Linked DNA regions of Homo sapiens: all the other regions are linked to region 1. Evidence: chromatin contacts called from ENCODE Hi-C or POLR2A ChIA-PET data. All regions are on one chromosome and are shown on one strand. Each heading gives the region's core, a stretch centred on a gene start or an enhancer-like site at or near the end of the contact. The rest is flanking DNA. Distances are from core to core; before and after follow the strand shown. Region 1 holds the start of HSPA2-AS1 (HSPA2 and ZBTB1 antisense RNA 1). Region 2 has its middle 32 kb from the start of PLEKHG3. Region 3 overlaps SPTB (spectrin beta, erythrocytic). Region 4 overlaps PLEKHG3 (pleckstrin homology and RhoGEF domain containing G3).

Evidence for each region. A loop is a pair of places that touch in the nucleus more often than their neighbours do. ChIA-PET counts read pairs that join two places held with the same protein, here RNA polymerase II (POLR2A). Pooled maps may share reads with other maps.
Region 2: a loop to region 1 is called in a pooled map, with 4 times the contacts of the local background. The contact joins the enhancer-like site here to the promoter of HSPA2-AS1 in region 1. A Hi-C loop is called at or near these places in 11 of 50 pooled maps. POLR2A ChIA-PET finds 5 or more read pairs at or near these places in 11 of 52 experiments (A549, A673, AG04449 and 8 more).
Region 3: a loop to region 1 is called in a map of ascending aorta, with 12 times the contacts of the local background. The contact joins the enhancer-like site here to the promoter of HSPA2-AS1 in region 1. A Hi-C loop is called at or near these places in 27 of 168 maps with a recorded cell type or tissue (A673, CD4-positive, alpha-beta T cell, Caco-2 and 22 more), 7 of 37 single-sample maps with no recorded cell type and 37 of 50 pooled maps. POLR2A ChIA-PET finds 5 or more read pairs at or near these places in 7 of 52 experiments (A549, AG04450, Caco-2 and 4 more).
Region 4: a pooled map shows a loop between it and region 1 (2.4-fold over the local background). The contact joins the enhancer-like site here to the promoter of HSPA2-AS1 in region 1. A Hi-C loop is called at or near these places in 1 of 50 pooled maps. POLR2A ChIA-PET finds 5 or more read pairs at or near these places in 8 of 52 experiments (A549, AG04450, BJ and 4 more).

Annotation. Positions count from the first base shown.
Region 1 is chr14:64,535,777-64,542,078 of GRCh38, forward strand. HSPA2-AS1 (HSPA2 and ZBTB1 antisense RNA 1) reads right to left here and starts at 4,592. Exons shown (of 4, transcript NR_110550.1): 1 at 4,541-4,592. HSPA2 (heat shock protein family A (Hsp70) member 2) reads left to right here and starts at 4,965. Exons shown (of 1, transcript NM_021979.4): 1 at 4,965-6,302. The coding sequence starts at 5,074. RefSeq lists a silencer at 4,740-4,829 and an enhancer at 5,000-5,109.
Region 2 is chr14:64,669,335-64,676,245 of GRCh38, forward strand. No RefSeq gene overlaps it. Among named protein-coding and RNA genes, the nearest start is that of PLEKHG3, 32 kb to the right of the region's middle. RefSeq lists enhancers at 6,052-6,552, 6,553-6,911. Within about 2 kb of position 4,542, at least 10 of the 41 ENCODE cell types and tissues checked have a DNase peak (open chromatin) inside an H3K27ac peak, as active enhancers do.
Region 3 is chr14:64,759,396-64,766,666 of GRCh38, forward strand. The region is part of intron 32 of SPTB (spectrin beta, erythrocytic); the gene reads right to left. Among named protein-coding and RNA genes, the nearest start is that of MIR7855, 23 kb to the right of the region's middle. RefSeq lists silencers at 878-977, 998-1,047 and an enhancer at 6,972-7,271. Within about 2 kb of position 5,521, at least 13 of the 41 ENCODE cell types and tissues checked have a DNase peak (open chromatin) inside an H3K27ac peak, as active enhancers do; they include A673, ascending aorta, dorsolateral prefrontal cortex and 3 more, where a contact is called at or near this core.
Region 4 is chr14:64,719,305-64,726,040 of GRCh38, forward strand. All of the region lies in intron 1 of PLEKHG3 (pleckstrin homology and RhoGEF domain containing G3), which reads left to right. Among named protein-coding and RNA genes, the nearest start is that of PLEKHG3, 18 kb to the left of the region's middle. Within about 2 kb of position 2,192, at least 27 of the 41 ENCODE cell types and tissues checked have a DNase peak (open chromatin) inside an H3K27ac peak, as active enhancers do; they include PC-9, where a contact is called at or near this core.

The DNA.
Region 1 (6,302 bases), core at 3,342-5,841:
GGTGTGGCTGTGCGGGGTTCCCGGGCCTTGCTGAAATGCTGGTACACCTTTCGGCCCTTGCAAATACTGGAGAGCAGGACAGTACCGCAGCCCTCGGGGGAGTCCACCCCTTTTGCTTGGTTCTCATTCTCTCTTGCCTGCCGCCATGTGCCTTTCGCCTTCTGCCGTGATTGTGAGGCCTCCCCAGCCATATGGAAGTGTGAGTCCACTAAACCTTTTTTTCCCTTATAGATTACCCAGTCTCGGGTGTCTTTATCAGCGGCGTGAAAATGGACTAATGTAGCTGTTAATAGTCAAGTTCTCAAAATCAATTGTAAAAGCACAGTAAGGAAACTTAGAAAAATTACTGATAATTCTACCTTCTAGATAACCAATTTTGATGCATTTTAAATCTATATTAGATTATCCTACATATAAGAAGATACAAGTTTCATATATTTTATTCACTTAATTATACCAAGAACATTTTTCCGTGTCATTAAAAATCTTGTAAACCATTTTTACGGCTGCGTAAGAATTCATCATATGCATGTACTATAATTTAGGTAATCTCTTATTTTTGGATATTTAAACCATTTCCTTTCTATTATCATTAACATAAATAATACTACCTGCATTTTCTATTATTTCCTTAGAATAAATCCCACAATGAGTAATGCTAAATAAAAGGCATGATCATATTTAATGTAAAGAAAAAATATTGGCCAGGTGTGGTGGCTCACTACTGTAATCCCAGCACTTTGGGAGGCTGAGACTGGTGGAGAGCTTGAGCTAAGGAGTTCGAGACCAGACTGACCAACATGGCAAAACTCCATCTCTACAAAAATACAAAAATTAGCCGGGCTTGGTGGTGCATGCCTGTAGTCCTAACTACTCCGGAGGCTGAAGTGGGAGGATCGCTTGTGCAAGCTGTGAGCCTGCCACTGCATTCCAGCCTGGGTGACACAGCAAGTCCCTGTCTCTTAAAACAAACAAACAAATTTTTAAAAACCCAAAATACAAATACAGTGTCTTTTTTGGGAAAAGCTTAGGATGCCTCTTAAACTATGGAACATACAAAACACAAGTTAGGGCAGAAAAAAATATACATGGCTAATGAAAATGTGGGTATAATTGCTACTGTGGTTTCAGAAACCTGTGTTAAAGATGAATGTGGTGGTCAGATTGCAAGATGTGTTTGTAATATCTGGGCACAGAGGTAGCACAGTTATTGTGCAAAAGAAACTATTCCTCTGAAGCTCTAATTTTAGTGATTCTATGTGAGAACTCTGGCCTGCTTGCTCTTTTGCAATCTTGGTTTGCTTGAGGTGTGTTGAGGGCTGACTGAATGCAAGAGATTTAAAGAATTTGTGTTTCTCACATTCTTTGTTTCAGTTGTAGCTGAGACTGTATCTCTAAGTCATATATCATCAGTTCTACAAAGAATATGCATTGCTTCCAGCCCACTAATTCCCTTTTCTAAAAAAACAAAGAAAAGAAAAGAAAGAAAGAAAGAAAAAGAAGGAAAGAAAGAAAGAAAGAGAAAGAAAAGAAAAGAGAGAAGAAAAACTCAGGCCTGTAATCCCAGCACGTTGGGAGGCCAAGATGGGCAGACAATTTGAAGTCAGGGGTTCGAGAACAGCCTGGCAAACATGGTGAAACCCTGTCTCTACCAAAAATATAAAAATTAGATGGACGTGCTGGTGCACATAAGTAACCCAGCTATCTGGAAGGCTGAGGCACGACAATCTCTTGGACCAAGGAGGCAGAGGTTGCAGTGAGCCACTGCACTCCAGCCTGGCGACAGAACAAGACTCTGTCTCAAAAAAAACCAAACAAATACCCCCCACCCCCAAACTACACAAAAGACAAGAATTTCCAAGAATAAAATCAAGAGATCTGTACTCACAATTTATGACAGTTTCAATTAGAAAAGTCTGGGTTTTATCCTTGTTTTCCTAATATTTTCTTTTCTTTTTCTTTTTTTTTTTAGACAGAGTCTTGCTCTGTCGCCCAGGCTGGAGTGCAGTGGCGTGATCTCAGCTCACTGCAACCTCTGCCTCCCGGATTCAAGCAATCCTCTGCCTCAGCCTCCCAAGTAGCTGGGATTACAGGCGCCCACCACCAGGCCCGGCTAATTTTTGTATTTTTAGTAGAGACAGGGTTTCACCATCTTGGCCAGGCTGGTCTTGAACTTCTGACCTCGTGATCCACGCGCCTCGGCCTCCCAAAGTGCTGGGATTACAGGCATGAGCCACCGCGTCCAGCCTTTCTAATATTTTCTTTAAAACGTCCCCTTTTTCAAAATTTTTTCAAATTCATGGAAAAGAGGATAGGAATTATGGTTAAAATTAGTACTAACTGATGACATTAACCGATTAATAACCAATTATGTTCTTAAAAACTGGAAATGATATACACCACTAGATAAAATAATCTTAAATGTTCATTGACTTTATAGAATTCTCTCAACATTACTTTTTGGTCACAGATAACTTCTGGGTTGACAAAAGCTTTTCTCCAGCGCCATTTCATACAGCTTTTACATGGCTGCACATCACTAGCCTGCTTTAAAGGACGGTGCTCCCAGCCCAAAGCCTCAGGAAAAAGACCATGGCTCAAAAAGCTCTGAGATGTATCCTATCCACCTGAAGAGCCTATTGCTTGCCTGTATCCCTCCCTTCTAGTGACACTAATCTTCTGTACAGAAATCCTAGTCCAGCAAACATTGCTCTCATCTTCGCCCATACACAACCTATGTAAAGAATGGCTTTCCTACTCTTTGCTGGCGAACTTCAGCTCCCGGATTAGGCATGCCACCTCTTCCAGGTAGCTCTCAGCAACGCACTTTTCCATCAGCCTGGGTGTGCCCCTCTGTGTTCCCATGGCGCTTTGCTTTCAGCGCTTCTCCCAAATTATGTTTACCTGTTTATTAGACTCTCCACCTCTGAAGACCAGGCCATTTCATTTGGCTTTTTACTGCCACGTAGTAGGTACCTGTTCAAGCTTGATGGAAGGACTTCCCCAGCCTCCCCACACATATTATGTAAAGTGATCGCTGTCTTTGCTTCCTCCTGGAGACCATTTATTTTATTTTTTTGAGACGGAGTCTCGTTCTGTCGCCCAGGCTGGAGTGCAGTGTCGCAATCTCGACTGACTGCAACCTCTGCCTCTCGAGTAGCTGGGACTACAGGCGCGCGCCACCACGCCCGGCTAATTTTTGTATTTTTAGTAGAGACGGGGTTTCACCATGTTGGCCAGGCTGGCCTCGAACTTCTGACAGCAAGTGATCCACCTACCGCGGCCTTTCAAAGTGCTGAAACTACAGGCATGAGCCTCCACACCCGTCCAGGAGCCCATTTATATGGGAGCCTGCTTCTAAAGATTATTACCTGGTGCCAGGGTATTTTCCAGACCTGTCCTCACATTCCTGTTAAACAGGAGGAAGTGAATCGCGCTCCTTTTCATCTACCTTCTCGGAGGGTTTATGCCTCCAATATTAACCTCAGCACAGCCAAAGAAAATCATTCCATTCCATTGAGCGGAGTCAGAAACATGACTAGGTCACGATCACAACCCCGTGTGTGCCAGGGTGACCGAGACTGGGTGACTTTATGGTGTTTCAACGTGTGGGTTTTGACTGATTATATTATGGGTTTTCCAGTCAAAAACTCAAAGCAGTGGATAAAGCACTTGCGACCTAAAATAAGCAATGGAATGAACAGGAAGGCGAAACCAGAGTTTAAAGCGGCAGGACAAACAGGAAAAAGGAAGAGTGAGGCAGGAAGGGTTTAAATGCAGGCTCCTCGGAGGACAAGTCGCCGCCACACCCCTGTCTGCCGTCCCGCCAGCCGCCCTCACGCGGCGCGGGAAAACGGTCGGCCTCGCCCTGGGCTCAGGTTCTCTCCGCCCGCCAGGCAGTGGGGTTTTTTTTTGTTTTTTTTGAGACGGAGTCTCGCTCAGTCGCCCAGGCTGGAGTGTAGTGGCGTGATCTCGGCTCACTGCAACCTCCACCTCCCGGGTTCAAGCGATTCTCCTGCCTCAGCCTCCCGAGTAGCTGAGACTACAGGCACGCGCCACCACGCCCAGCTAATTTTTGTATCTTTAGTAGAGACGGGCTTTCACCATGTTGGCCAGGATGGTCTCGATGTCTTAACGTCGTGATCCGGCCGCCTCGGCCTCCCAAGTGCTGGGATTACAGGCGTTAGCCACTGCGCCCGGCCCCAGCCAGGCAGTTTTAATCGAGCGCTCACAACCACTGAGACGCAGTGAAGCACCCACCATAAAATCCCAGGAGGCCGACCGCCGGTTCAGACTTTTTCTTTTCTTTAATCCCCGTCCAAGGGATCCGCCCTCACCCCCCACCCCAGCCACCCCAATTCCCTATTCCCTCCCCTTGGACGGCGCCGGGGAAAACAAGCTGCTCGAGCTTTATTTCTTCGGTGCAACCAACTCAGAATGAATTCCTCCGCCCCTGCGTGCTCAGTGAGTCGGCACCCTAGCAGTGAACTGCATTTAAAACCTCAGGAATTGAGCGAACTCTCCCAGTGGCTCTCCTCACCGGGATCCCCTTCCACGCCTCCTCCCCGTGCCGCGCCTCAGTCCGCACTGCTCATTGGCCGCGTGCCCTGCCAATCCGATGCACGTCGGCTAGGGCAAAGACCGCGAAAAAGCGCGTACACCTGGCTCTGGGAGCGCGCGCCTAACGCCAGCCAGCAGCAGGAGGCGCGCGAGGCACCACGGCCTGGCGGCCGAGAGTCAGGGAGGAACCTCATTTACATAACGGCCGCCCCTCTGTCTCCTGGCGGGGGCCGGAGTCCCGCCCCTCGTCCAACTTGAAATCTGTTGGGTCACGGGCCAGTCACTCCGACCTAGGCAAGCCTGTGGTGGAGCTGGAAGAGTTTGTGAGGGCGGTCCCGGGAGCGGATTGGGTCTGGGAGTTCCCAGAGGCGGCTATAAGAACCGGGAACTGGGCGCGGGGAGCTGAGTTGCTGGTAGTGCCCGTGGTGCTTGGTTCGAGGTGGCCGTTAGTTGACTCCGCGGAGTTCATCTCCCTGGTTTTCCCGTCCTAACGTCGCTCGCCTTTCAGTCAGGATGTCTGCCCGTGGCCCGGCTATCGGCATCGACCTGGGCACCACCTATTCGTGCGTCGGGGTCTTCCAACATGGCAAGGTGGAGATCATCGCCAACGACCAGGGCAATCGCACCACCCCCAGCTACGTGGCCTTCACGGACACCGAGCGCCTCATCGGCGACGCCGCCAAGAACCAGGTGGCCATGAACCCCACCAACACCATCTTCGACGCCAAGAGGCTGATTGGACGGAAATTCGAGGATGCCACAGTGCAGTCGGATATGAAACACTGGCCGTTCCGGGTGGTGAGCGAGGGAGGCAAGCCCAAAGTGCAAGTAGAGTACAAGGGGGAGACCAAGACCTTCTTCCCAGAGGAGATATCCTCCATGGTCCTCACGAAGATGAAGGAGATCGCGGAAGCCTACCTGGGGGGCAAGGTGCACAGCGCGGTCATAACGGTCCCGGCCTATTTCAACGACTCGCAGCGCCAGGCCACCAAGGACGCAGGCACCATCACGGGGCTCAATGTGCTGCGCATCATCAACGAGCCCACGGCGGCGGCCATCGCCTACGGCCTGGACAAGAAGGGCTGCGCGGGCGGCGAGAAGAACGTGCTCATCTTTGACCTGGGCGGTGGCACTTTCGACGTGTCCATCCTGACCATCGAGGATGGCATCTTCGAGGTGAAGTCCACGGCCGGCGACACCCACCTGGGCGGTGAGGACTTCGACAACCGCATGGTGAGCCACCTGGCGGAGGAGTTCAAGCGCAAGCACAAGAAGGACATTGGGCCCAACAAGCGCGCCGTGAGGCGGCTGCGCACCGCTTGCGAGCGCGCCAAGCGCACCCTGAGCTCGTCCACGCAGGCGAGCATCGAGATCGACTCGCTCTACGAGGGCGTGGACTTCTATACGTCCATCACGCGCGCCCGCTTCGAGGAGCTCAATGCCGACCTCTTTCGCGGGACCCTGGAGCCGGTGGAGAAGGCGCTGCGCGACGCCAAGCTGGACAAGGGCCAGATCCAGGAGATCGTGCTGGTGGGCGGCTCCACTCGTATCCCCAAGATCCAGAAGCTGCTGCAGGATTTCTTCAACGGCAAGGAGCTGAACAAGAGCATCAACCCCGACGAGGCGGTGGCCTATGGCGCCGCGGTGCAGGCGGCCATCCTCATCGGCGACAAATCAGAGAATGTGCAGGACCTGCTGCTACTCGACGTGACCCCGTTGTCGCTGGGCATCGAGACAGCTGG
Region 2 (6,911 bases), core at 3,292-5,791, 130 kb after region 1:
CAAACCCAGATGGCCATGCCCCTTGGATGATGTGGTAGTGGTACTATAAGCCCAAGGATCCACTAAAGGACTCATTTTGAGAAATTTGGCAAAAGAAGTTTGGCTCTATTAGGACATCTTTAAACAAGAGTGAGAGGACATGTGGCATCCTGGATGACTGCCAAGGTCGAGCTGGAGTTCTCTGGAGTGATTTGGGTGCTAAATCCTTGGGTGGGGTCCTGACTATGAACTGTTTCTTTATTTTCCAATTGTAACAGTCTCTGAAGGTAAAACTAGCATCAGCAGTATTAATCGTAATAACAATAGGAAATAGGCTGGGCGCAGTGGCTCATGCCCGTAATCCCAGCACTTTGGGAGGCCGAGGCAGGCGGATCACGAGGTCAGGAGATCGAGACCATCCTGGCTAACATGGTGAAACCCCGTATCTACTAAAAAATACAAAAAAATTAGCCGAGCGTGGTGGTAGGCGCCTGTAATCCCAGCTACTCGGGAGGCTGAGGCAGGAGAATGGCGTGAACCCAGGAGGTGGAGCTTGCAGTGAGCCGAGATCGCGCCACGACACTCTAGCCTGGGTGACAGGGCGAGACTCCGTCTCAAAAAAAAAAAAAAAAAAAAAAGGAAATATTTCAGCATACCTATTATGCACCAGGTATTAGTCTAGTCTCATTTAATCTTCACCATGACTCAGTGAGATACAAACTATTCTATTATACCTATATATTTTTAGAGATGAGGTCTCACTATGTTGCCCAAGCCGGAATGCAGTGGCAATTCATAGGCATGATTGTAGTGCACTACGGCCTCAAATTCCTGGGCTCAAGTCACCTTCCTCCCTCAGCCTCTTGCCAAGTCACTGAGAACACAGGTGCATGCCACCACACCCAGCTTTGGGTACTCTTTTTATGTCCATTCCACAGATGAAGAGACCAAGTTTAAAATGGATGACTTGCCTCAAATCACACAGCTATTGAGTAACAGAGCTAGGATTTAAAGGCTGGTTCATCTGACTCCACATTTCAGGAAGTCTTATTTGGGGGTTTCTAGAAATAAGAAGCCTTATTTGGGTTTCTAGAGAAATTTCTTTTTCCAAATCAACTTTATTTTCCCCAGACCCTTTTTGTGAACAGAGTTTACATCAATGAAAAGAAGGCTCCTACAGTGTGGCGTGAATGCCAGTGACGGGAACACCAAAAGCTCTGAACCTCAGGATCAGGGAGACCACAGCCTGCTCCTGGGATTGTCATGAGCCATTTGGCAGGAGGTGGATCTGCACAGTCATGGAGACCAGACTCCTAAGCAGGTCACCTAAGTAAGGTTTCCCTGTACGCTCTCCACAGGGCCTGGGAACTTCAGAATCTTGCCACAGGAGGAAGCTTGATGAGTATTCACCCTCTGATGTTGTAGACAAGGAAACTGAGGTCCAAGGAGATTAAGTAAAGTGCACCCTGTCTGCACGTCCAACATGGGTCTCCTGGCTCTCACACCATTTAGAGATGAGCCATTTTCTCAATAACAAAGGCAAGGCCCTGAGAGATAGTGTAATTGACCAAGCTTCTTCAGGACAGGGATGTGGACTCCACTCCCTTGGGGTCCAGCAAATGCCTTAGTAACAGTGGCTTGTGGATGGAAGGTGTTATTCAAGCCCTTGCTGGATGAATAAATTATATGCACCTGTTTCTCAAAGTTGCCTTAGTGAAAGAATCATTTGGGGCACATGTTAAAGATGAAAGTTCTAGTCTGAATACTAGACTAGAATGAGTCTATTCAGGACCCTGATAGAACAGTGTATATATATATATATATATATATATATATATATATATATATATACTTGTAAATATATATATATATATTTGCAAGCTGTATATATATATATATATATGCAAGCTGTATATATATATATATATATATGCAAGCTGTATATATATATATATGCAAGCTGTATATATATATATATATATGCAAGCTGTATATATATATATATGCAAGCTGTATATATATATATATGCAAGCTGTATATATATATGCAAGCTGTATATATATATGCAAGCTGTATATATATATATGCAAGCTGTATATATATATATGCAAGCTGTATATATATACACACACACACACACACACACACACACACACACACTATATATATATATATATCTCCACACACACTATATATATATATATATCCAGTATATATCCAGGCAGGACCCTGATACACTGTTCTCACTCTTGATCCAGATAATCCCTAACCCATTATCACCTCCCTTTCATGAACTGAAAGTAGTTTGTTTTTAGGTTTGGCTCTATTGCAGGGCTGGATCTATTGCGATTCTGAACACTCATTTTAACCATGACCTTCCTTACCTCCTCTAGGGGGCAGAAATGAACCACTTGTTCATTCTTTGGGGCTGAACTTTGCGACTTTCTCAGACTTTCATAAGAAAACAAATACCCAGAGGAGATCAGAAAGAAAGCAGATCTTATACATGCTTTTCTTACTAGGTTGAAATGCAGTTGCAATCTAGACTCCTCTAAGAGACAAAATACTGTTAGGCACTCTGGCGTTGAATTCAAGCTGACCCAAGTTCAAATCCAGAATCAAACAAGGGTTGGAGAATGCCTCCCATCTTTATGATCCTAGCAGGCTATTTAAATTAATGAAGCCTTAGTTTCTTGTTCTATAAAATTCTAATACAGTCAGCTTTCCATATCCACAGTTTCCACATCTGTGGATTCAACCAACCACAGATAGAAAATATTGAAAAAAACCCAACAATAAAAACAACAATACAACAAAAATAATACAGATAAAAACAATATAGTATAACAACCATTTGCATGGAATTTACATTGTATTAATATTTGACATGATAAGTTATCTAGAGATGATTTAAAGTATAGGAAAGTTGGCCAGGCACAGTGTCTCATATCTGTAATAACGGTACTTTGGGAGGCCAAGGCAGGAGGATCGCCTAAGGCCCCAGGAGTTTGAGATCAGCCTCGTAAACATTAGTAAGACCCTGTCTCTATAAGAACTTAAAAAAAAAATCAGCCTGGTGCTGTGGTGCACCTGTAGTCTCAGCTACTCAGGAGGCTGAGGCAGGAGGATTGCTTTAGCACAGGAGTTTGAGGCTGCAGTGAGCTATGATCATGACACTGCACTCCAGCCTGGGCGAAGGAGTAAGACTCTGTTACAAACAAACAAAGAAACAAAAAAGTATATGGAAGGATGTGCCTAGGTTATATGCAAATACTATACCATTTTATATCAGAAACTTGAGTATCCGTGGATTTTGGTATCCAAGGGGGTGCTGGAGCCAATCCCAGCAAGATACTGAGTGATGACTATAAATAATACCATCTTAACAGGATGGTTATGAACCTTATACTGCAACTGCTAAGAGAAAAAGTCAGCTGTTATTATTACCACAACTATTACTACTGCTTCCTATAAAGGCATGTGATTATTAACTCTGTTAGGAAGGTAGACTCCACTTTTTTAAATAGTTGGCTAAAGCTCTCTAAAGAGACATTCAGCCCACTCTTTTCTGGGTTCTGTACTAGGATGACATTTCACATCCTGGGAGCCAACAATGTGAATAACACAGAGGCTACATTAGACAGAAGGAAACGTGTTGGTTTCCTTAATAAAATCGAACTCATATTTCCTGAGATTGGCTCTGGCTGGCAGGAGACTCTCCACATGGGAAAAGCGGTTAGATCTCTTGGCTGTGTTTTGCCCTCCAAGGCTCACCTTTCCTGGGAGATTTCTCCCTCGTCTCACTGGTACCACCAATGGGTAAGGAAAGCCACACCTCACTCCACCCCACCCCTGGGGGGACTTCCCCTTCACTACCAACATCACGGAATCTGGCTTTGATTTGATTGAGGGTGGCAGTGAGTTTCTTTACCCAGAGACTTGGGGATTATCTTCTTTTTAGCTTCACCTGGAATAGCTTGCAATGTCGGGATCCTTGTTTCCTAAATTGAGATAATAAGAATGAAAATGATAGCAGTGGTTTCCATTTGTTGAGCACGTCTTCTGCGCGACGGCTTGCTCTCATTCCATCTGTACTACAACCCAGTGAATTTGTCCCCATGACGACTGTCATTGTAAAGATGGGGAAACAGAAGCACGAGGAGGAGGTTAGGTCACTTGCTCAAGGCCTCAGGGGTAGTCGGTGAAAGAGTTTAGGACGAGAACCCAGCAGTCTGAACTCACTTGGCTCTGAATGGAGGTGGATAACCACAGACACTGCCTTCCCACCCCTAGAGACACAGAGAGAGCTTCAGTTCCCTGGGTGTGACCCTTTGCTAAGGCACATGGTGGATGAAGAAGGTGTGTACAGCTCCTTTAGGGCAGTCAGCTTGCAAATGTCTGGCCTAGGTGAGAAGAGAGACACCTTTGAGGTCCTCCCACATCAGACAAATTGAGCCCTGCCCCTAAGCACAGATGCTGCTCCCTCTTGTCTTACCTTTTCACCTCCTTATTTATTTACCACTGTGAGGACAACACTCCACAGGGCATGTGAAGACACAGCCCCCGCCCTGGAGCCTCAGAATTTGTCACCGTCACTGGGAGTTGAGGAAATTGCAGTGTTGAGGTTTCTTGCTTCTTCCTCACTGAGAGAGAAAAACCCCAACTGTCAACAAACCTCAAACCCATCGATCAAATGATGCCTGCGGGCAGGAGCTGGGCAGCAGGGTGTATCTGTGGCAAATGAGATCACGAGAGGGCCTGGGCACAGAAAACAAGGTGATAGAAGACAGACGATGAGAAGAGAGGAGGAAGATTGTGCAGAAGGGGAGGAGTGCATGGAAGGGAGGGAGGCCCTTGTGCATGGATTCCCTGGGGAACCAGGCTGCCAGGGCAGAGGGCCAACAGGTGAGGAGGAGAGGAGGGGGCTATAAGTGGGGGGGATCTGAAGAAAGAGCTTCTGTGTCCTAAGAGGTGGGGGAAAAAAAAGAGAGAAATAACCCAAAGAAAGTGTTGCAGAGAACCAATAAGATTAGAATGTCAACGATCCAGACCCATGACCCTGGGGACTGTTGTCACACAAGGGTCTGGTGGTGGGGTTGGGGCAGCTGTGGAGGTTGCTGCTGGTCCCAGTTTTGTCCATATAAAGCAATTCGCAGAGAAGGCTGAGTGGAGGAGGAGGAAGCTGAGATAGTAAAGGAAATAACGTTTAAAAGTTTAGCACAAGCTGGGCGCGGTGGCTCAAGCCTGAAATCCTAGCGTTTTGAGAGGTTCATGTAGGTGGATTGCTTGAGCCTAGTTCAAGACCAGCCTGGGCAACATGACAAAACTCTGTCTCTATAAAAATACAGAATGTTAGCTGGGTGTGGCGGTTGTGCCTGTAGTCCCAACTACTCGGGAGGCTGAAGTGGGAGGATCACAAGAACCTGGGAAGTCAAGGTTGCAGTGAGCTGAAATCTTGCCACTACACTCCAGCCTGGGCAACAGGAGTGAGACCTTGTCTCAAAAAAAAGAAAAAAAAAAGCTACATTTTACATGATTTTATTCATATAAAATTCTGGAAAAGGCCAAATTACTGAGATGGACATCAGGTCGGTGAGGGGGTAAGGGGAGCATGACTGACTACACAAAGGTATGAAGAACCTTTTCGGGGTGATGGAATTGTCCTTATCTTAACTGAGGTGATAGTTACGCAATTGTACACATTTGCCAAAACTCATTGAAAGTTACGTTTTTTTTTCAGACAGTTTCGCTCTTGTTGCCCAGGCTGGTGTGCAACGTCGTGATCTCGGCTCACTGCAACCTCCGCCTCTCAGGTTTGGGAGGCCGAGGTGGGTAGATCACCTGAGGTTGGGAGTTCAAGACCAGCCTGACCAACATGCAGAAACCCTGTCTCTACTAAAAATACAAAAATTAGCTGGGCATGGTGGCGCATGCCTGTAATCCCAGCCACTCAGGAGGCTGAGGCAGGAGAATCGCTTTATTAAGTTTTATTTAGTTAGTTTTATTAAGTTAGTTCAGCCTCTTCTTGGATAAAATTTCAGCCAAGTCCCTGCCTGGACTGTCACCTCCTCTCTGGGTGTGTCCCCTTCCTGCCTCTCCCGCTCCCAGCCCCACCCTGTGGATAACTCTGGGTGCAGGGCTCTGTGTTGCCCTCTGGTCCTCAGTGGCCTTTACATCTGCTGACATCCACAGTCAGGGGTCTGGCTGGGAGGACCTGGTGGTTTACCCGGCTTGTGGGTCCTGTGCCAGCTTTGCTGGTCCTGTAGATACAAACCGGAACCCCTCCCATGTCCCCAGTGCTTTCCATTTATCTCTGGGCTTCAGCCTGAGGCAGGTCCACAGGCTCTCAGCTCTCAATCACCTGTGCATTCCCTAGGGCCTCCTAGGGACTTCTGGGTTTCTCCCAGCCGCACTCAAGCCAAGGGGAACTGAGGTGGGGCAGTGTGAAAGGGGTGGAACACCTAAGGTCCCTGTCCCAGCTTCAACACACCTTGCTGTTGTCTCTACTTTGCTGGAGCCACTCCAGGTGGACATAAGGACATGCTGGAAGGCGACTGACTGCTCCAGGGCTCCAATCAAAAAGTGGGGCACGGCCGGGTGCGCCTGTAATCCCAGCACTTTGGGAGGCCGAGGCGGGTGGATCCCTTGAGGTCAGGAGTTTGAGACCAGCCTGGCCAACATGGTGAAACCCTGTCTCTACTAAAAATACAAAAATTAGCTGGGCGTGATGGCACACGCCTGTAATCCCAGCTACTCAGGAGGCTGAGGCAGGAGAATTGCTTGAACCTGGGAGGTGGAGGTTGCAGTGAGCCGAGATCATGCCACTGCACTCTAGCTGGGGTGACAGAGTGAGCGAGACTCCAACTCAAAAAAAAAAGTGGGGCACACATGGTTTTTTGGAGTGGGGAGGGACAGGGTCTCACTCTGTTAC
Region 3 (7,271 bases), core at 4,271-6,770, 220 kb after region 1:
ATCCACCCATGCCAACCGTGGGCCCTGGGTCAGGCTAGCAGCATGGTTTGGCAGGAGGACCCACCTCCCCTGAGCCTCAAGGCTAATAAGAGGGGATGAGGGGAGGCTGCCCCCCTGTAAGCAGGCCATGGTCTGAGGTGGGGACTGCCTTACCCGACAGGAGGCGAGATCTATGGACAGAGAGCACCAGGAGGGGCGATGCTGGCTACTCATGTGGCTGAGATGTGACTAAGGGACCGGCAGGTTCTGCCCAAAGGCAGCATATGGAGGAGCTGATCTGAGGTTCCCTTCCACCTTTGTGCTGTAAGGCAGGGGCTGCTGCTGGAGTCCTCAGGTCATCAGGAAGATGCAGATTCCACCTGTACCACTGAGGGCTGCCACCCACCGGAGCAGGGGACACTCTGAAGGAAGAGAGTCCCGCTGCTTGGAAGAAATTCTGGGTGTCCAGTTGCGGGCAGCAAGGGAGTCTAGACCATAAATGGAGGTGAAGGAGAATTGCAGAGTGGGCTGAATAAGGGAAGGCACTGCCTTTAGTCCTCTGGTTTGGGGAAGAGGCAGGGGGAGGTGTCTGAGGAGCTGTGTGTACTGGCTGTGGGATCATGACATCAGAGGAGGGCAGGGGACAAGCAGCATTGGTTGCTGGTTGACAGGGATCAGTGGAGAAGAGGGCACAGCCCTTTTGGGGTCTCACAGGATTGTAGTCAAACCAACAGGGAGAGGCCACAGGCTCCCAATGGGTGCGGGATGGCCATCTCTGGGTCTTTGCAGTCTTGCAAAGTCAAGCAGGAGTCTGTGTAAGCTTGACTTTTTAGGGTCCTGCCTTGCTAGGAAACTGGCTTGGGTGGGGGAGGCAGGGGTTGGGGTCTTCACAGAGGATGTGCACAACAGGCCAGGGACATGGCCAGGTGGGTAAATGTCTTCTCCGGGCCAAAGGAGGTGAAGGTGTATGTCCAGGCTCAACCAGCAGGTGGCGCGGGGGACTGCACACAGACAACAAACTCCTCAGGCTCCCAGGAGAAACACAACCTGGCTCCGGACCACAGGGTGTTTCAGAGGTTCTGAAGATGCTCAGAGAACCCGGATGCATTTACAAGCAAAGAACACAGGCGACAAGGTCTTCTCTCTAAAGGTAACACCAGTGAGAACCAGGGCCTGAGGATGCACCCCAGAAACAGGCTGACTGCAGCAACGGGATGCATCGTGCCACAACTGAATTCATGTTAGAATTCACATGGAGGATGCTACTTTTAAGAGATGAAGGACTGAGGTGGGGGATGGAGAAAAATGAAGGGACTTAAATGATCACCTACTCAGTGCCAGCTGCTCTACCTACATTGTCTCTTCCAATCCTCCCAGCCTCTCTGTAAGGCAGGTACTGTTATTACACCTGTGTTACAAATGAGGGAAACTGGGGGTCGTACAGAATGAGTGACCTGTCCATAGTCACACATTAGTGAGGAATGTTGAGGTCGCAGGTCTGTCTGGCACCAAACTCTGTGTTCTTACTAATTCTCCTGCAAGAGAGGAGACCTGTATCCTCACTCCAGAGGAAAGCACCTGCCCGATGGGGTTCACAGTCTAAATGAGATGATCCTGGCTTATGCAAAACACATGGCTGATTGACAGAGGCAGCATAATCATGCCAGAGCTGGAAGACGGGCTTGGGGCCAAACAAGACCCCCTGCTAGATGCCTTAGGCAACCAAAGAGTGCTGGTGACTGTGGGATGTGGGGAGCCAGCAGCCAAGAAGTGACTCTGGCCGCCAAGAAGTGTTGCCCTCGCCCGGTGTCTGATATCTCAGCTCTTGTCCTTTGGGTGAGAAGGGCTGTCACTGGGTGGGTTGGAAAGGCTGTTCAGAAGACAGTTGTTTGCAAGAGAAGAAAAAGAAATGGTTTGTTGAGCTGAGGGCAGCCAAAGAGATGAAGAGATGGCAACTTAAGGTGGGCAGAGACAGACGCCTTAAAGGAGAAAGCAGAAGCTGTTGCTGAACAGGGGGAAAGAGCCAGGGCGGGGAGCTGAGGCTGGGATACATGGTGAGGAGTCCCCTGGATTGCAGGCCAAGGGATGGGGAAAGGCTCTTATGAGAAGTGGGTTAGGGGAGCAGTCCAGTGCAACACTGCACCCCAGAGTCCAGATGTCTGTCTGAGATGGCAACTGGGGGGCCTGGCCAAGATGACAGGTAGGGATGCAGGGCAGAAGGGCACCTGGTAAAGTGAATGGAGGGGAAGGGGAATGGCAGTGTGCAGGGGAGGAGAAACCTGGTCCACTGTCACCAGGGCGTGAGAAGAGAATGAGGCTTCCTCGGGAGCTGTCTTCACCATGCCCACCACCTGTGTGGCCTCTTCAGGTCCCTGCCCTGAAGGAGCTGCTGGCTGCTTAGTCGCTCAGTGGCCCTGAGCCAGCCACTCAGCATTTGAAAGATTAGAGAGAGTTAGAAGACACTGACTCCCCCATCCAGATCTGCCACCCAGTGGTCACATCGTCCACTTCAAACCCATTTCTGAGATGCCTCCAATGTTAACTGAGTCTCATCCTGAGGCCATCAGTATCTAGGATGTTCTGAAACACAGCTGGAAAGGAAGAACTTAGGAAGAGTCGTCAGAACAGAGGGGCCAGGAATATTAAATCTGACCACAGCAAGGAGAAAGGGACATGCCCAGCAGCGGGCAGGTGTCCAGAAAGAGCCTACGGCAGGTTTCTCCAGGGAGCCAGGCGCAGTGCCAGAGTATAGGCAGACACACCCCTGCCACACTGACTCAGGCATACTGGGTAGACAGGAACATGCCCAGGTTTTGGGGAAAACTGATGTTGTTTCCAGCTGGGTCTGCCTATTACCAACAAACATAGGATTTGCATTCACTGCAAAATGTCTGAAAGAGTAGCAGGAGGAGAAGGAAAGACTGGGAGAGCTTGTTCAGGCGAGAAGAAACACAGCTGCTGTCTCCACACCCACATCTCTTCCATCCAAGGACGTCAGAGCCCCACCACTGGCTGCTGATTAAAGCTCCTGGCTGCCTGCCAGGGAGGCTGCTGCTGGGGGAGGTGCTCAGGTTGCCAAGGGGCAGCAGCAGCTGGAGCCAGCCAGACACCGGCCAAGAGGTGGTCTTGGCTACAAGTCCAGTGCCTGCTCAGCGCCTCACGTTCGTAAGTGCTGGTTACTTCCCTGAAGCCACATAAACCTTTAATCCTATGGGAATGGAGACGCAAGGGACCTAGGAGTCTCAGCTCCTACGTTCAGCCCTAGCGAGATACTCAGTCCCTTTCTCCAGGGCTGCTGGCTGCACAGGCAGTGCTGGAAGGCCACGCGGAAGAATGGCATCTGTGAGCTGCCCTTGGGGAAGAGAGCTTTCCCTGACTTCCTGACGAGAAGGCTGATAACGAGGGGGCACCCAGCAGCTGCTTTCTGGAGTGACCTGGCATCCCAGGGTCCCGTCTGCACTACAGCCTGGATCTAGCCTTGGGGCTTGGAGGCAGGCAGGGTATGTTTATCCCACACAGTGAGCCCTAGCAAAGGTGATTAGGAGCACCAATCCCTTTCAGGGACGTCACACATGGCATCACCGCAGCCCTGCTGAGGGAGTTCTCAGAGCAGTTCACACTTCACTTCCCAAAACCAGAATCAGGCACAGTGGACAGGAAGATGCGCAGGGCTGTGCACTAGGGACCTTTAGCCTGGGGGGACTTGCAGCATCATCAACACCATTTCTTCTCCATGCAATCCACCTCCTTCTCTCCCAGGAGAAAACAGCCTCTCACCACACATTACACTGGGGCTTCTGAGGCACCCAGAGCCTGGGAGGTGGGGGATGCTCAGCAGGACCCCCAAGTGCTTCCCAGGGCCACAGCCCCAGGTGAAGGGGAGATGCTTAGTCTGGAGCAGGTCTGCCTGCCCACTGCCGAGGGCTCCCTCGCAGACCTGGGCCTCCTTCAGGGCACTGTCCTTACCGTAGCAGAGGTGCAGCCCCACCTCTAGTCCCCCACAGGGACGAAGGCAAACACCCCAGCCCTTTACTACTTCTTTCCCATCTCCCGTCTCACACCAGTGGGTACCTGAGACCAGCCAGGTACCACAGCACTAAGCACCAGGCAAGAGGAAAGTGGTGAAAACCACCTCTCCCAGCCCCTCCCTGTAATTTGCTAAATTGCTGACATACAGAAATGTTCCAGACTTTCCGTAATTCTCCAGAGAAGGCTTTATAAGAGCGCGGAGACTCAGGGGATTAGGTGGTTTTTATCTCAAATCACGCAGGAAGTTACCAACAGAATTAAGGACTAGAACCCAGATGTCCTGACTTCCCCTCCAGCAGTTTTGTCTTTCGTGAGTGAGGTCTTGTTTCTTCTGCCTGGCCTCCCATGCACTTACCTGTATGAACGGATTGGCCTTTACCAGAACGTGCTCTAATGTAAAAAGGCAAGAGGTGAGGGAAGGCGGTGGGACCGTGCAGTGATGTGCTTGAGAAAGAGGCTGATGTGTGGGATGGCAGCTTCAGTCACCACGTGCACACACACGTGGGGAAGGGGAGGACTGGGGTGGGGTGCCACCCTGTGGTGTGCAGCTGTCCAGACAGGAGCAGGGGTGCCTGGTCCACTCCCATCAGTTCCCCCCAGCAGGAAGCCGACATGCACAGTGAGGGATTGTACATGAAGCAACACCGCATGGATCTATTCTGTAGGGCACCGACACCAGACCACACACAGAGGACCAGCAGGAGAGCCACCATCCCCCAGGACTATCCCCAAGGGGAGGCGCAGCCATTGGCCATCCCTTCCTGGGAGAGGCCTGCGGTTCTGTGAAGGGGTAGTTCCAGGCAGGCTGGAAGGACCAGCCACTGGGCTTGCAAGGAGCCTTCTAGAGCCAGGTTGGGCTTTCCCGACAGGCTCTGTCCTCCTCTTTCTTGCATCGAAGGTGGATGGGGTATTAGGCCCTCCCTCTGAGGTTCGTGGATCCCCATGAGAACTTAACAAAAGGCTCAGAAGGGAGCAGCAGCAGGAAATCTGTGCGTGAGGCCTTGGGTCTGTGTTCGTTTGAGTCACCATCTGGTTTCTTTCCGGTACCGGGCACAAGCCAGTCTTCCCATCTGCTGGAGTGGCTGGCTCTCCGGAAAGGGTCTCAAATGTGGGCTCACTTCTTCCCCCAAAGAGATCATCAGGTCCAAACAGGTTTTATTCCCCCCAACCCAGTGACATTCAGGTGTTGGCTGGAGGCGGCTCTGATGCACAAGTAATTACATTTGCACAGACACAGATGACACAGACAGTGGATGGAGTCGCTCTGGTGCTCACAGAGGAGCCCGCACACCAGGACACCGCCACATGCAGACACACAGGGACGCATGGCAGAAGCAGGCGGGGGCAGGGTGCAGGGCCCTAGCCCGTGTCCGCAGTCTGTGCCGGCCCCCCAGAGTTCGCTCTCCTTCCGGCAGGGGCTGTTGCTGGGAAAAAGGGGCTGGGACACAGTCCACCACAGACAGGGAGGCGACCCCACATGCGATGACGGGAGCTTCGGAGGGAACTTCTGGGAGAGACCCTTCAGCAGGAGCCCAGCAGTGCCCTCTGCTGGGCATGGTGGGCTGGTGCAGCTAGGAAAGGGAGGCCTCTGGCCAGGCTGGAGGCCACAGAGGAGTGTGTGCGTGTGTGTGTGTGTGTGCGCGCGCGCGCGCGGGTGGTGGATGGGGGTGGGTGGGGAGGGCATCTGTCTCTCTCAGAGGGTGAGAAGGGCTGAAAAAGGGAGGCCTCACTATCTGTATATGTTTCTGGGTGTGACTGGTGTACCAGAAACTTCCATGTGGAATGCCAGTCTTCCTAACCTCACCCCCAGGTTCAGGCGGGCTCACGGGACACCTGGAGAGGTGGGCTGCAGGAAGGATCTGTGGCTCCCTTGGCCCCCAGTGCAGCCTGCCACAGCGGGGACATGCAGGGGGAAGCCGTGCAAGCCGTGTGCTGAATTCTTGCTTTCTTCTCGGTCAGCTGCTCCCCAGAGCAGCTCCCTAAGCCTGGGTGACAGCCTCCCAGGCTCCCTGCACAGACCCCATGGAGTCCTAAGGGGCCTGCTCCAGGTAAGGTCCTGAGGCGCATGCCCTAGGCCTCTGGCAGCTGCTGTCTTGGGCTCTCCCTGTCCCTTGAGCCAGGCCTCTGGCTCATCCTCCTTTCCGACAAGTTGGGGGGCTGACCTCTGTTACTCAAAGCCCTGGGATTCTCCTCAATTTTGCAGGCTTCCTTCAAGTCTGTTCTTGCCCCAGAACCAGCTCCATATCCAGACTCACTGACCCACAGGCCTCAGGCCAGATCGGTGGAAAGAGGAGAGGGCTCTGCATAGGGGGAAAGAATCGCCTACAAGGATGGGCACCCCCACTTCACCACTGAAGATGCCTGTGGTGGGGCAGGTGGGATGGGACAGCTGAGTGATTGGGGTGTGTGTGTGTGTGAGTGTGTGTGTGTGTGGGGGTGTGGTGTGTGCACATGTATGTGTGTGTGTGTGTGGAGGTTGCGGTGTGTGCATGTGTGTGTGTGTGGGGGTGTGGTGTGTATGAGTGTGTATGTGTGTGGGTGTGAGTGTGTGGATGTGTGTGTATGGGGTGTGGTGTGTGCATGTGGATGGGTGTGGTGTGTGCATATTTGTGTGTGCATATGTGTGTATGTGGGTGTGTGGGTGTGCGTGAGGTGTGTATGGGGGGTGTGGTCTGTATGAGTATGCGTGTGTGGGTGTGTGTGGATGTGTGTATGGGGATGTGGTGTGGGTGCATGTGGGTGGGTGTGGTGTGTTTGTGTGTATGTGTATGTGTGTGTGTATGTGTATGTGGGTGTGTGGTTGTGCGTGAGGTGTCTGTATATATGGGGGTGTGTGGTGTGTGTGCATGTGGGTGTGTATTTGTGTGTGCATGCATGTGTGTGTGGGCATGTGCCTGTGTGTAGGTGTGGGTGCAGGGGGTGAGTACTGCCTAGAGGAAGGAGTTGGAAAATGGGGAAAAGGACGGTGTACAGAAATGCACTAATCATCTCTGGCTAGTGTTTCCCCTCATGTAAATGGTGATATATTTATACAATAAAATTTATTACATTAGGTAAAACAAAACTAATAACGTCATGTCACTGGGCTGGCCTGTTTCCTCTGCGCTGTGGGGAGGAGTGGAGGAGGCTAGTACTCTCATGAAGAACACCTCAGTGAGGACGTAGCCTGCTCTGCTGGGAGGTGGCTGCAGGGATGTGGGGAGGATGGAGGGCGGGGCTGCGCCAGCTCATCTCGCCTCCACCTGGGCTGAGCCTAGTAGGGG
Region 4 (6,736 bases), core at 942-3,441, 180 kb after region 1:
TTGCAGAACAAATAAGTGATTTATCCGTTATCATCATCACCACCACCACCATTCTCGGTGGGCTTACTGTGTGTCAGATGTACGGGTTACTTACTTGTGTCATCTCAACCTTGGAGACAACCCAGTCAGGTTGGCAGTATTACTGTGCCTATTTTCCTCATGAGGAACTTGATGCTTGGTGAGGTGAAGTGACTTGCCCAAGGCCACATACAGCCAGGAAAAGTGGAGGGCCTGGAAGTCAAATGGGGTCTGCCTGACTCCACAGCCTGTGGATGAGTTTACTGCATTTGACCTCTGTGGGCTCTACTGCATCTGTGCATATTCTCTTTTCTGCCGAGGAAGCAGAGGGACCCAGTGGGGGCCCCTCCACACCCACTTGGTTCCCACCGAGATTCTCCAGTGCCTTTGAACCTGAGGCAGTAGTAAAATGCAGCTTCCTCCTACCCACCCACCCCGCTCCAGCCTAGAGGCCTCAAAACAAGCAGCCCCTGAAATGGGGATGAGGCCGGAAAGATGGCGAATTTGCAGGGCTGGGTTCTTGAACTTTGCTGGTAAGTAGCAGCGGTCCTGTGAACCTTTTTGACCTCAAGATGAGAGAGGTGGGGCCTCTGGGAACTTTGGATCTGTCTGTGATTTCCAGGGGGTAATTTCTAGTAACACCTTTTAGGGCTTTCTTTGGCTCTTCCGGTTTTGGGGCACATTGCATAGTGACAAGTTGTGCTGGCAGCCAAGTTACCTCTACACTGGCTGTGAACAAGAGCAATTTATAATAAACAATACTTGCCCCCATTTGGCTTTAGCATATGTTTACATGAAACTTCCTGGCAGATTGCTTTTCCTGGGACATTTGCAGGGAGACCAGATCATCACAGCCCCTTTTCTAAACTTGGCTACTTTCCCCTTCCTCCCAGTCTCTTGTGGCTGGTCACCTAGTATGTAGCCCAGCGGGGCAGCTATGCCGTGCTCTAGCTCCCTGTCTGGGGCCAAGTAGGATGGGACTACCGGGGTGAATGAGCAGTCATCAATCCTGGCGCTTCTTGGTTGATCGGAAACTTGCTGGCAGTGACTAATGTGGAGACTCATTAGGCTAGGAGGAACTGGCTTTGGTCTTGACCTCACCCACTGTTTACCTTTCTCTTGACTGTGTGAGTGGTGAGCTCATCCCGGCGCCATCTCAGAGTCCTTCCAGCAGGCATTTATTGAACACCTAATGTGCCTTGCTCTCTGGGGCTGAAGGGAAGGTATGGGAAAGAAGGCCCAGCCCACTGGGTTTTACTGTATTGTCCAGAAGAGATGCATGTACATATCAAGCCCCAAGACCAATGCTTTAAGTGATAGGGTGTTTCGAGTTCAGAGGAGTATATTACTTCCCTATTGCCACTGTAACAAATTCTGCAATCTTAGTGGCTTAAATCAACACACATTTGTTGTCTTAAAGTTCTGGAGGTAAGAAGTCAGACTGGGTTTGCATGGCTGGGTTCCTTCTGCAGGATCCAGGGCAGAATTTGTTTCCTTGCTCTTCCTAGCTTCCCAGGCTGCCTGTATCCTTGGCTTGTGGCCCCTTCCTCCATCTTCAAAGCCAGCAGTGTAGCATCTTCCAGTTCCCTTCTCTCTGTCCCTCTGCTTTTATTGTCAAACTTCTGTCTGACTCTGACTCCTGCCGGATTCCTCTTACGAGGAGCCTTATGATCACATCAGGCCCACCGGGCTAATCCAGGATAATCTTCCATCTTAAAATCCTTGATTTGATCACATCTGCCTTCTATGTGTCCCTTTTGCCATATAAGGTGACATTCATAGGTTGAGGGTCAGGCTGTAGATATCCTTGGGTGGGGGCATTATTCAGCTTACACTAGTGTGTATGTTGGGAAATGGTTGAGGAGGCCTTTCTCTGAAGGAGATGATTGCTAAATGTGTATAGGCAGAGGGTCTGGGGACACATTCCAGGTTTGGGAGACAACATGGGCACATGTTGGGTAGGTGGGGACAGGGGGGTGTAGATGAACAGCCCTCCCTCTGAGCTAGGTGCCTGGCTTTCCTTTCCTTCCAAGGTCAGGCCGAGGGAACTTTCTGGACTTCAGTTGCAGGCCCAGGCTTTCTCCTGGAGTCCATGTGGGAGGGCTCCCCTGGCAACACAATCCTTTTCCTTCCTGGCAGCTGTGGTCCTGCTGCAAGGGACCCAGCCAGACTACATGGGCCCTGCTGCTCTTAGGTGGTGGGAAAATGCATTCCTGAGGGAAAATGAATTTGAACCAGCTGGGCTGGGTTTGGGTGGCCCAGAAACCTTGGTCACACTGTTGGCACAGCCTCTGCAGGCAGTCACGTTGCTCACATGCACACAAAGTCACTCCCCGGGGAGCCTTCTCTCGCGCTTTATTACGGTGCTCAGGGCTGCTGAATCTCCAGGAGGGATGGGAGGGGTCAGAGTGAGGAAACTGCTGGGAAAGGGGGCAAGGGTCCCCTAGGAGGGGGTCCTCCCCTCCCCCAGGAGAGCCCCTAGGGTGCAGGGAGCAGTGGGAACACACAGGCAAGAGCTGGGCCTCTGGGGACAGTTTGGGAGCCGGGTGGCCCAGAGTGGTGCCGAGCTGTGGGTAAGAGCACAGCCGAGGGATTTCACCATCTTAGTTGAGATCTTAGTTGAGAGAGATCTCTCTCTGGAAGTTCACATTGCTCCCACACTGTTTTTTCTGGAAAAGTTATAGCTTTTCTCTATTGCTTCCTTCTGGCACCCTTTTTGAAGGGATTCCGAAAGTGCCGTCTTGGGGATTGTTTGGGGGAAGGACAAAAGCCGCTGGGCCACCCTGGCTTTGAGAGCCCTTGGAATGTTTAGCAGATGATGTAGTTGAGGGATGAAGGCCACACAGGAGGGCTGCGCCATCGCCGTTCCTGAGTGAGGACTTTCTTTCTTCCTTTCTTTTTTTGTTTTTGAGATGGAGTTTCGCTCTCATTGCCTAGGCTGGAGTGCAGTGGTGCGATCTCAGCTCACTGCAACCTCCTGGGTTCAAGCAATTCTCCTGCCTCAGCCTCGCGAGTAGCTGGGATTACAGGTGCATGCCACCACACCCGGCTAATTTTTGTATTTTTAGTAGAGATGGGGTTTCCTCATATTGGTCAGGCTGGTCTCAAACTCCTCTCAAACTCCTGACCAAAGGTGATCCGCCCACCTCGGCCTCCCAAAGTGCTGGGATTACAGGCGTGAGCCACTGCGCCTGGCCACGAGGACTTTCCCTGTGTGCAGGTGCCGTGTGGATTCCTCCCCAGCTGGGGCCTTTGGAGCAGCTGCCCCATGGGGACCCTCCTTGCTCGTTTTCTGCCTGGCTCCAAAGCAGCTGTGGTGCGGTGTGGCTTCTCATTCTTGAGTGTGGGGTGAAGGGCAGTGGATGAAATGACGACATCAGCCTCTGAACCAGAATGTTTTCTGGGGAGTCTGGTGTGCCCACCAGAGGGTTCACCCCCAAGTGTCCTCTTCCCCTCTCCTGCCTTGTCCTCAACTCACTGGCCTGGGAGGGAGAGCCAGTGGGAGTGGGCTGACTCCTGGGCATTCCCCAAGACCAGAGACACAGAGTTCCAGAAGGCTCCCCGTAATCCTGTGGGATAGGGGAGGAGCAGGGTCCCATTGCCTCAGTGACAGGAGACCTGAGGACAGAACACTGAGGCTGTTGTGGGTTATGAGGGTGTGCCTTTTTTCTTTCCTGTTGGGTCAGAATGGGGCATGGTGCTGAGGCGTAGTGGGGAGGGGAAGGATGTGGCCCCAGTCTGCTGTGCTCGGAATCCAGGGGCCTGCTGTAGCCTGCCTGCCTCTGCACCTGCAATATTCAGGGAAGCTCCTCCAGAGGGTAGGTGTGGGTGGAGGAAGGGTGTGGTGTGGTTTAGGCTTAAATTTAAAGAAAAAGAAAAGAAACCTCCCTCTCTCCCCCTCTTCTGCCCCTGGATCCTTAAAGGTGTATGTCTGAGCTGCTGCTTAGGCCCATCAAAAAGAAAGCCTGGCTGGGTGTGGTGGCTCACACCTGTTAATCCCAGCACTTTAGGAGGCTGAGGCAGGAGGATCGCTTGAGGTCGAGGCTGCAATGAGCTGTGATTGCACCACTGCACTCCAGCCTGGGTGACAGAGGGAGACCCTGCCTCAAAAAAAGAGAAAAGTCTTTGGGGACCTGCTCAAAGAAGGTTTCACAAGTATAGGACTTGAGAAAGAGTTTTCTTTTTTCTTTTTTTTTGAGATGGAGTCTCATGCTGTCACCCAGGCTGGAGTACAGTGGCGCGATCTCAGCTCACTGAAACATCTGCCTTCCAGGTTCAAGCGATTCTTCTGCCTCAGCCCCCCGAGTAGCTGGGATTACAGGCACCTGCCACTATGCCCAGCTAATTTTTGTATTTTTAGTAGAGATGGGGTTTCACCATGTTGGCCTGGCCAGTCTCAAACTCCTGACCTCAAGTGATCTGCCCCCCTCTGCCTCCCACAGTGCTGGGATTACAGGCGTGAGCCATCATGCCTGGCCGAGAAAGCGAGTTTTCTAGAAGACTGATTCACTGATTGATGACTGACTGGATTGATTCATGTTGCAAGATGGAAGAGGTCATGGCTGGGGCATACTTAAGAGAACTGGAGACCCGTATGTGGTAGGATGGGGTAGGCGTGGGTACCTGGTTTGAGGGTTTGGTTGCTGCCTGCCTCATCACCTCCTTCTCTGGCCTCCTACTTCCCTAGCAGACAGGGTCTTCCGAGATGTGTTTGAAGACCTGAGTTCTCATCCTGGCTTGGGGGAATCTTATAGTATGGAGTGGTGCTCTTCAGGTAGGAAGGAAAGGCTGACCCCGCCCGGGGAGCACCAGGGGAGGCACTTTAACTGTCTCTGTGGGAGTCTGAGCTACACACACATAATGGTTCCAATCCGGTGTCTTAGGGCCAGAATGCACTCCAGCTGAGTGCAGTGCACTCAGAATGCACTCTGAGAGCGATGCCTCTTATCCGTCACCATCAAACGGTGCCTCCTGACAGTCTGCACTAGTGTCCTGCTTTGTACTCAGTGCCTCATTTGTTCTTCAGCCCTCCCTTTCTTGGGCTCTTGGCTCTTTTCCAGCAAGTCCTCCTGCCCAAGAGAGAGAGAGCCTTGTGATCGTGGGTCTCCTGGTCACTACAGGGCTTCTCTCGTCATCCAAGAAGTTTATAGTCCAATCCTGGTGACCTCATACTTTCTCCCTCTTCCTTTCTGCTTACCCATGACCTGTGATCCTTTGACCGGGAATCTGTATTTTACCATATTGTTCCAGCCAGAGAATGAATGGCCAAAGGTCACATAGTAGCAGGCCCAAAAACTGCCCTAAGGAATCTTGACTCAGTCCTTCCGAGTGTCATGTCATAAGCCCCAATCCTTCAGGTCTTCATATGTCCCCTGCAGCTTATGCTGAAGCAAAGCCATGGCAGCCAGGGCTGTGACCAATCCTTTGCTTGTGGCCCTGTCTGGTGTGTAGTCCATTAGGGAGGCAGTGGGCAGGAGAGCATGAACTCTGGAGCCTCAGTGCCTGAGTTCAAGTCCAGGCTCTACCACTTACTACTTCTGTGGCCTCAGTACCTGCATGTATAAAATGAGGGTAGTAATAGAACCTACCTTCTGGAGTTGTTGCAAGGGGTTAGGCACTTTAATATATACAGAGCGCTCAGAGCATTTCAGCAGTTGGCTGTTATGCTTTGTTTTAGCCTTAGGAGATAGGAGCTTAGTTTGCAGACAGGTAGCCTATGATCAATCAGAGAGAAAACTTCTGTAAGTAGAAAAGACATATTAGTTTCTGGGTTTGAAGTGTGCTTATGTTGCTATCCTCTTACAGTGGGATCCCCAGAGAGGGACCCTCAAAAGGTCCCTTTTAGAGACAAATCTCCCTAATGGTGTGTGTGTTGGGGTAGGGGTGGGGCTGTGAGTAATCTTTTGCTTTAAGACTGTGAACTGGCTGGCTGTGAAATCCATTTGGGAGTGGGGCCGTTTCCATTTAGCTTCCCCAGAGAAGCTGACTGACCCCAGATGTGATCTGGGAAAGGTCTTAGGCTGTAAATCCCTGCCCCTTTGTTCCCTGCTGGGATGGTGGTGGTGGGTGGGTGGGGTGCCTGACTGCAGTGCACTTTGAAGGACATCAGAGTGCCACAGGGCTGGGGGTTAAGGGCTGGGGTGGAGCTTGGGTTTTTATCTGTCAGTGCTGGAATGACATGGTGTTGCCCTGCCTGCTGGTTCTGTAAAAGGCATAGCTGATTAATTGTAAAGGCCCTTTTGAGGAGGGAGGAAAAAGCAACAGCCCTACAATTCCCAGGGGGCTCTCTTCTGAGCAGCTCAAAGAGCTTTACCAAAATGATCCTGCTAATTAGCCCTCTGGGCATTGCACTGGGCTGCGGAGGGGAGCACTGGGCTGCCACTGAGTCCCCATCTGCAAGTTGAGAGGCTCATACAGAGCTCCTTGGAGGTGACCCCCTCCAGTGAGACACAGTGACAAAGTGCTGTGCTCCAGAGCATCCCGGCCAGGTTAGCGGCAGGTGGTAAGTAGGTCTTGAGGCGCTTGATCTGTACCTCAGTAAAAGCATCAGTTTGTTCACCATTGTTGTTCATTTGTTAAATTGGCCCTTAAGACCCCTGCTTTTTAGTAACTAATGGTGTAGGGCAGAGGGTCTCAAACTAGTCACACTGTCTCAGGCCAGTGCTACAGTAGGAGAAACCTGGGAGGTAGTAAGAGAACACAGAAAGAGTTCCCCAGG